Regions from separate parts of the Mus musculus genome. Here region 1 is linked to region 2. Evidence: chromatin loops called from intact Hi-C (ENCODE). Cell type or tissue: left cerebral cortex. All regions are shown on one strand. Links, peaks and the distances in the headings refer to the core of each region. The heading gives the core; the rest is flanking DNA.

Region 1 (4,401 bases), core at 125-4,124, 160 kb before region 2:
AGATCTGGCAAGACCACACCTGCACCATGACAACTTCCATCTTGGCCCCTCACAAAAGCAGCATTTCTGTGGAAGACGCAAGAAATGTATGTAAGGGAGATTTTGTGTATTTAATGACGTGCATAATTAGATGGGATACTGGGACAATTTTAATTTATTGAAAGCATGTCTTCTGAGGAGGTGAGACGTTCTGTTGATGCTGCTATGGAGGTGACTCTGGTGGTAGTCTTATATCTTTTGTGGGTGGTAGATGAATGTGGCAGATGGGTTTTTAAAAAGCTTGTCCTTGCACAGATTAAATGACACACTCCTCAGAAGTATAGAACCTGCCAGACATCTAAAAAAAAAAAAAAGCAAGCCCTGGCATCCCCCTGTTCCCCAGTAACTCTATACTTGAGGTTTAGACATATTAAAGCTCACATACTTTTCCTGCTGAGGTAACTTTTTAATGCATATCTGAAGCTTGACACCACTGCATCAAAGAGGCAAGAGCATGAAAGTACTCACCTGCAATTTGTCAGCAAGGCTTTGGAGAGTCTTGTCCTGATTCACAAGCAAGGGTCCTTGTTTGCACATAATGTAGCTCTCCCAATCTAGGAAACTGCAGTTCTCTGGAGTCCCTATTTGCCCGAGTGCCCAGGTACTATCTGATTAGCTCTTCTCAGAGAGCAAAAAGGAAGCCTAGGCCTCTAGTCCCAGCCTTCTATGCCTCTAGTCCCAGCCTTCTCTGCCTCTGATAGTGGTCTTATCTGCCCCATGGAAGCAGAAGGGAGAACCTAGCAGGTGCCCTGCGGATTTGGGTGAATCTTAGGGAATGGGTCAACACCCTGATACTCAGTGAAGAAGCGAGTGTCACCGAGGTATCAGAGCCTGTGCAGTGTCTGAACCCATCTTATTTCAGGAACAAAACACAAGGGCTGTGTTCAGACAGAACTGGAGATCTCAGATTGAGTCCAACTCAATGGGACGTGTCTTTGCTTGCTTGGCTTCTTGTGGGATGGGTCCTGCTTTTGTCAGTATGGTCCTGTTCTTCTAAGTGGGTCTCACTCCTACAAAGGCTCTGTTAGAATACCTGTGTGCAAAGACTCTCGGTGCGGTCTCCGCACTCCCTCAGGCATCTGTCGGAAACAAGTGACCGATGCAGACAATTTGTTAAAGCAGATGCTGAAACTGGAGCTACGATGAAGGGAATTTTGGAATGTCATCATCTCATCTCAGCCATAGGCATGCACTGATGTGGGGTTAGCTGGACTGGTGTTTCCTGGGCACTCGGAAAGCACTGACCTGAGGCACATGTCTTCTTTGCTCTAATAGCTTCTAAGAGCTCTGGCCAGTGTGATACAGCTTCCAGGAATTCCTGCCCATGTAGCCAGCCCTGGGGATACAATTGCCAGGCTCATTGTTGCAGCCTCCTTTTGTTATGCCAACATTTTCCCACCACTTGGGTTTAAGACCACACCACTCGCATCTGAATTCCTTTCTAACACTTTCTAGATAAGAGCCAGCAGTTGTCTTCATTTACTGCCCTGCCTCAGGTCCCACAGCATCTCATACAGTAGCTCATATAGAGGCCTAATGAGTGACCCAGGACAGCTCCTAAGGGCAAGGGCGTGCATGCATCTGCAAGTTACAATGTTTAATACAGCTTCAGTCAGCCTTGGTGAGGACTTGCTTAGGTTTGAGTAACAGGTTATGTTCTCCTCAGATGTAATAAACACTTGAGATGGGAACCTTTACCTATGTCATCCTATCTTGAGTTGTGGAATACTTGTGTGTACCCATAATGAACTACCCTGGGGTTAGATTCCGAACCTGAACAGGGGATTCATTATTGCCCACGTGCCTGTTCATGTATCCTAAGGGTGATCCTCGAGAATGTTCTCAAGGTGTGTAGGTTTCAGGTTGACTTGTCACAAGGCTATAAGATGGGATTTCTACTTGTGCTTCACGTCTAAACTAAGATAGTTTTGGATATTGGATCACTTCTGGATTCAGTTTTTAATTCCAACTGACCAACAAACCAAAAGATTAAAGTGCTTTGGCTGTGAGCACCAATCAAGTAGGGAGATGTATGTTCACAGCTGGTCCAGTTGGAGTTTCATGTCACCAGGTGGCGATTGAAGTATGCCTTCCCATGAAACGATCCTGTGTTTTCCTAGCCACCCTTCTAGAGTTAATTGTTTTCAATAGAGTGTTAACTTTCCACGAGGGCAGAGAACAGATTGCTCTATAATTAGATCTGCTAAGTATTCAGGGGAGTGTGTTAGAATGTGTAGCACCCACTGAGTGCAGCTGCCACCAATGGTGTATGATTGACTGGGAAGAGTACTGGAAAGCTAGCTCCATCCAGACACCAGTATCAGCTATGACAGAAACGTTAGCCGGTGCCAATGGCTGTGCTGTTGGCCCTGTGGTGTTTGCTACTCTGTCAAGGTGTGGAGGAGTCCTGCTCTGCAAGTCCCCATGCCCTTGCTCCTAGGATGCTCATTTTAGATGCTAGGGTTCATTTCTCATTTTAAATCAGGACAAAAGAATGCGAAGTTAGTTCTGGAAATGGTCTGTTTCCAAGACATCCAGATTGTACGAGCATCATATAAATAGAGAAGGTGACTAAAACATGTCTTGTATCCCAAAAGCTGGGCAGGTCTCTCTTCTTCTAACATGGGAACCCTATTGCCATGCTTCGCTGTCTTTATGTAGCCCAAGCTGTCATTAAATTCAGGATCACCTTACTCAACATGAGCATTCCTTTCTCAGACACTTCTGTAGAATCAGCTATGCCTCTGGTTTTGTGTGTTTGCATTAGCTTGCTCTCTACATGTTCCTCCATAGACATGCCTCAGCCTCCCAACGATGACCTCTACATCTTGCCTGATGAGTACAAGCCTAGTTCCCGACACAAGCGCTCGCTCTTGAAATCCCACAGAAATGAAGAGTTAAATGTGGAGACACTGGTGGTGGTTGACAGAAAGATGATGCAAAGCCATGGCCATGAAAACATTACGACTTATGTCCTCACCATTCTCAACATGGTAGGGCTGATGTTTGTGTGTGTGTGTGTGTGTGTGTGTGCACCTGAGTGTGTGTGTGTGTGTGTGTGTGTTTAAGCACATGAATTTATGTATGTGTGTGCCTCTGTGTGTGTGTACCTGTGTGTGTGTACCTGTGTGTGTGCATGTAAGCACGTGTGTTTGTGTCTGTGTGTGTCTCTCTATGTGTGTGCACCGGTGTGTATATGTGCATGTGCCACTGTGTGTCCCACTATGTGTCTGCCTGTGTGTGTGCTTGTGTGTGTGCATGCAAGTGTGCATCTGCTTGTATATATCTGTGCATGTGTGTCTGTCTGTGTATGGTGTGTGTGTTTACGTGACCATGTGTCCTTGTGTACATTATATGTATATGTTAATTTGTATGCTTGTTCATGTGTGTATTTGTATGTATGTCTCTCTGTGCATATGACAATGTGTGTTTCTTTCCTCATTTGTGTAGCTGAGTCTTAGTATAAGAAACTCATTTTACTAATTTCCAATCAAAAGGTGAATTTTTAGAATGTTGGAGAATGAAATAGGGAGAAACTAATTAGATCATCATTGCAACTTAATTTGTTTCTGAGACATTTAGGGCTCACTGATATCTTCACACACTAGAAATCTCATTGGGATATTGATACACTTTGATGCAACAAAACTTTATCAGATTAACATACAATGTGAGGTGCAGATAACACAATGTGAGGTGCAGATAATGCAATGTGAGGAGCAGATAATGCAATGTGAGGAGCAGATAATGCAATGTGAGGAGCAGATAATGTAATGTGAAGTGCAAATAACACTAGGTGAGAAGCAGATGATGCAATGTGAGATGCAGATAACACAATGTGAATTACAGATAATGCAAAGTGAGGTACAGATAACACTAGGTGAGGAACAGATAATGTACTGTGAGGTGTAGATAATGCAAAGTGAAATGCAGATAATGCATTGTTGGGTGCAGATAATGCCCATTGTTTTAGGAATGTTAATCTTCAGGTATTGAATCTAAGTTATCTGCAGAAAATGAAGAACTCTTATTTTGGAATAGCTTCCCAGATGAAGCTGTCTTTGTATAAAGAACACCTGTGGGAGTTACTGAGGACCCAGGAGTGGTGCTCTGCACCTGCCACCTGTGGGATAAATCCTCATCACAGAGAAAAACTGAGGTGCACACATGTCAGGAAAAGAGTTAATGACAGTGTTTAAAATGTATATTTTGACATCTGTAAACAGAGTACCCCAGATGAATCTGTGATTCCCCCCAAAATACCCCAAATATGTCTCACTCCCCACAGTAAATCCAAATTCTCTCTCTCCCATCAAGGAAATTCATCGGGTGTCTCTCCTCCCAGAGAACTCCCAGAGCACC
Region 2 (4,356 bases), core at 357-4,356:
GAGAAAGACAGACAGACCGACAGACAGACAAACACAGACACAGACACACACACACACACTCACACACAGAGACAGAGAGAGAGAGAGAGAGAGAGAGAGAGAGAGAGAGAGAGAGAGAGAGAGCACAAGAGCATTCTAGAGAGGAACCAGTGTCCTGGCTCTCAACCCCACTGTAAGACCATTGATCCTTGTATCCACAGGAATCCCATGTTGGAAGAAGGAAATGGCTGAAGCCAAAAGCCAACCAGAACGGAAGCCTGTATCTAGACAAAGATTTTTCTCACCGTTTTGGCAGCTTGTCAGATAGCCTTTCAGCAGAAGCTAGAGCAGACACAATAGTGGGTTTATGATAGGAAGGACCACAGCTACCGTGACTACCCATGCATACTTCCTGCTCTCTACTTAAACCTAAACCCAGGTCAGGATTCTGAAGATGGGCTTTGGATCAGGGCTGAGGTTGGGGAAATCTTTTTTTTTTTAATTACTGGATCTTTCTTCTTCCTAATGTGACCACTTTGGAGATATCTTTTTCTGCTTTTAACTATAAAGTATGCCCTTTAATTGGCCTGTTGAGGTTGGGTGGCCAGACCTAGCTTGTTAGTTGGGGATTGACTCTGACCCAACCAAAACCCATGTTCTTCTTGTAACCTTACACATTCTGTTCGCCAGCCTCTGAGGAAACCTGGACCTTCTACACAGACTGTCAGGTTATGGGCCTGTCTTGCTTGGGTGCAAATAGCAATGACAAGGCATTCAGCTATTTCTGGGTATCTATATGGTCTTTCAACGTCAAAGAAGATAGCTTGAAGACAGAACAGGGTGTGAGGGTTTTGAGTTGCATTTTCCATCCCGAGGCTTAGGACAGATGTGCAGGGTCTGGATGCCCTCTTAATAAATTATAGTGGCTATTCCTGGTTGTCAACTTGACTATATCTGGAATGAACTACAATCCAGAATTGGAAGGCTCACCTGTGATCCTAATCTGGTGGCTGGGAGATACAAGTTTCTGACCTGGATCTTATCGTGGAGATTTTTTTTTTAAGATTTATTTATTATTATATGTAAGTACACTGTAGCTGTCTTCAGACACACCAGAAGAGGGAGTCAGATCTTGTTACGGATGGTTGTGAGCCACCATGTGGTTGCTGGGATTTGAACTCTGGACCTTCGGAAGAGCAGTCAGGTGCTCTTACCCGCTGAGCCATCTGACCAGCCCCTATCGTGGAGATCTTGAGGCATATACTGGCTATGAATCCCAAGAGATTAAGATTGGAAGCTCTCTGAGTTCAAGGTCATCTGGGACAAAGCAAGTCCCAGATCCAGGCATGGTGACACACACCTTTAATTTGGGCCGTATCTTCTGCTAGAGACCTACATAAGGACATTAGATGAAGAAAGATAGGCTCTCTCTTCTTTGCCTGCTTGCCCTGTGGAACTGAGCAACTGCTAGATCGTTGGACTTCCATTCACAGCTGCTGCTGACCATTGTTGGCGAGTTGGACTACAGAGTATAAGTCATCAATAAATTCCCTTACTATATAGAGTCTACCCATAAGTTCTGTGACTCTAGAGAACCCTCACTAATAAATGCAACACTGTTGTTGAGATTGGGACTTTGTAACCAGAAGATGAGGAGCCGCCAGAAACTTCCTAGTAGACAGATACTGATGGCAACAAAGTTTCTGAGGAGAGTGGATACAATGCTAGGATGTCAGCGAGAGTTCAAGCCCTGATTTCAAGTGGCTTTTAAAGCTGAATGAGGATTTCTTCTTTCCACCTCTCCAGCCTAAGGGTGAAGATGACTGGGAAACCGGCTCGAAGGGGTTTGTCTGGTTGGCTGCGTGCAGACACACCCCACACGTTAGTAGCAGAGCATGGAGCCCTAGAGGTTGGCCTCCAGGCGGTGCTCACCCTGCCGCTGCGAGGCACTCCGGGAATTGTAGTTTTTCTTCCGCTCCCTGCCTGTCTACTGGGAGAATAGTGCAGTAGCTCTGCAAGAAGCGTTCGCACTTTCCAAACCCAGGCTCGGGTCCTCCTTCGGTGGTCGGCATGCCAATGACATCGCAAAACCCCCGCCCCTTGGAGGCTGAAGGGATTTAGGCGTCTACACAGGGCCTGTAATGAGGCAGCTGACAGATGCACAGACAGTTCGTGAAGGCAGGCCCTGGCTCTTGTTCATCTCTTCCAAGATGTGTCCTAAGGCTTTGCTTTTTGTACGACCACGCTTCGTTCTGGCTTTTTGATCAGGCGGATCTGCGGGCAGCCCCGACGGGGGGCGGGGCTGGGTGGGGCGGGGACCTCGTGTGCTGTCGTCGCTTTGGGCCCTCGGGGCTGCGCCGCTCTCAAGTGCCCTGGGCTGCTTCGCTGGTCTGAGCCCTAGGCCGGCTCCACGGGGACCTTGGCGCACGCATGGACCTGCCCGCGCCCGGCGGGAAGCGGCCAGGCTGGCGGTGGCTGGGGCGGCGGAGCAGGGCCGAGGCAGCGGGCCCCTGAGCGCGCGCCCTGCAGGCCGGGCCGCAGCACCATGATGCCCGGCGAGACGCACCCGGCGGCGCCCGGGCCAGCCGACCTCGCGCGGTGTCAGGGCTGCGCCTCCCTGCAGCAGGTACGCAGGATCCCTGGCTGACCCTTTTGCGCCGTTTTGGGGGCGGGTGCCGGTGCTTTGTTTAATCACGGACAGAATTGGTTCAGCTGCTGCGATGCCGGCGGCGGACAGAGTGAGCGTGCTCTTCAGGACTCCTCGTCTTCCCGACTCAGGGTTTGCAGGGCCCAGTTTGGTTGGTGGGTGACGCTGTCTACGCGCGGAGGGAATCTTCCTCTCTGTGATGAAGGCCTCCTCGCACTCCTAATTATTTGTTGTTTGAAGGCAAGGGTTTTATGTTGCGTGCCCAGGTCGCTAGACTTCCAAGATTCCGGAACGGAACTGCATTTTAGCTTACACGTATCTATTAATATACTGCCAAGCTTAGCTTTTGTTAAGTAGCATGTTAGTTGTCTGATTAAAATTGTCCAATAAACATACGTGGGTCTAGGTAGTTTGTTACAGTGTCATGTCCTGTTCTTAACAATGGATCGCTGCAGATGGGTTCTAGGTTTTACTGATGCAATAGAAATAGTCCCCAGTGCTCAGGGCTGGAGACTCGCACAGCTTTCTGTCTTAGAGTTCCATTCACCTATTGTCAGTGGCAAAACGGAACTTGCCCTTGCTCCCGTTCAGTTCATCCCCTTTCTACCCAGTGTTCTAAGCACTGTTCATATTCTGGTAAACCACCTGGACACGGATAAGATGAACGTGCGCAAGTACGACTCGACAGGATTTTAGATGTTGGGAAGGAAATAATGGAAGATGTCAGGGGGTTCTGGTGAGGTGGTGTTGAGGCAGTGGGAGTTGTGAATGTTGAAAAGTAGCTCTGGAGATCGGTTTTAACAAGTGGGACGGTTTCTTGATGTTTGATGAGCAAAGCCTGTGGCAGCCTCGGGGTTGGTGAGACGAGATAAGGGATGCAGACTAGCTAGCTATCTGTGGAAGTTTGCTTTTTATTGTAAAGTGCAATGTCTCTGCGCCGATTCGTATGTTCTAGTTGCTTGGAGAATAGGAAATGGTTTGGCACTCTCATAGAGAAGATGGAGAGTCAAGCCATGTTGTAGCTAGGCCACATCGTGTAGGCATCTTATAACCCTCCCCTCCCTTAAAAGATTCTGAATGGAACGCTTCTTTAATGGACCATATTTGTGTTTTGAGCCTATTTACTCAAATTTTTTGATCCCCTGCTAGTTTATAACAATGTACGCAAAGAGAAGAGGAAAGTTACATTAGAAGCAACATATTGGTAACAAACAGGCAAAAGTAGGAGGGGAGAGTGGGTAAGGACCAGGCTTTTGGCTGCTGAGATTTTCTGGTCTTTGGAAAAATCGTATTTGAACAAGGTTATAGGAGAGCGAGTTCGGTTGATTTCTTTGAAGCCCGACATCCTAGTGGATGCCTCAAGGCCTGGGGTAGTTGCTTTCCTGGTGTGCTTGAGAAGACCGGTGAGGCCACAGCAGACTGAAGATTTAGGATTTGCAGAGGTCAGAAGAGCCAGAAGAGCCCTGGTTGTGTGGTTCTCATACACCCACACCGTTGTATGAGCTTGGGCTTCTCTGGATGAGGTGGTGGTGAATCATTGCAGGTATTTGAACAGACAGCTGTGTGACCCATTCTTCTTAGCCCTCTGGAGAGCTGCATTCACACACTGCTCACCAGGAGTCCCTGTCCTGTTGAGTGAGCAGTGCCATTGATTTCTTTAGGTTGCTTAGGCCAGAAACTGGTGGCTATCCTGGTGCCTTCCTTCTTTGACAGCCTGCATCCAGTCCGTT

Evidence for each region. Peaks named below come from ENCODE experiments on the same cell type or tissue, not always from the same donor. Only the 100,000 strongest peaks of a DNase experiment are listed, where the experiment ranks them.
Region 1: a loop joins it to region 2, with 8 times the contacts of the local background. A loop is called at or near these places in 1 of 42 quality-filtered maps.

The regions. Positions count from the first base shown.
Region 1 is chr13:70,796,469-70,800,869 of GRCm38, reverse strand. It overlaps Adamts16 (a disintegrin-like and metallopeptidase (reprolysin type) with thrombospondin type 1 motif, 16), which reads left to right. Exons shown (of 23, transcript NM_172053.3): 4 at 1-86; 5 at 2,833-3,032. Among named protein-coding and RNA genes, the nearest start is that of Gm36529, 42 kb to the left of the region's middle. In left cerebral cortex, for the core only: no CTCF peak of the experiment used is centred there; DNase peaks (open chromatin) are centred at 228 and 2,286; H3K27ac peaks cover 456 bases.
Region 2 is chr13:70,635,766-70,640,121 of GRCm38, reverse strand. Ice1 (interactor of little elongation complex ELL subunit 1) reads left to right here and starts at 2,488. Exons shown (of 19, transcript NM_144837.3): 1 at 2,488-2,605. The coding sequence starts at 2,525. In left cerebral cortex, for the core only: a CTCF peak has its summit at 1,902; DNase peaks (open chromatin) are centred at 2,001 and 2,534; H3K4me3 peaks cover 2,556 bases; H3K27ac peaks cover 1,398 bases.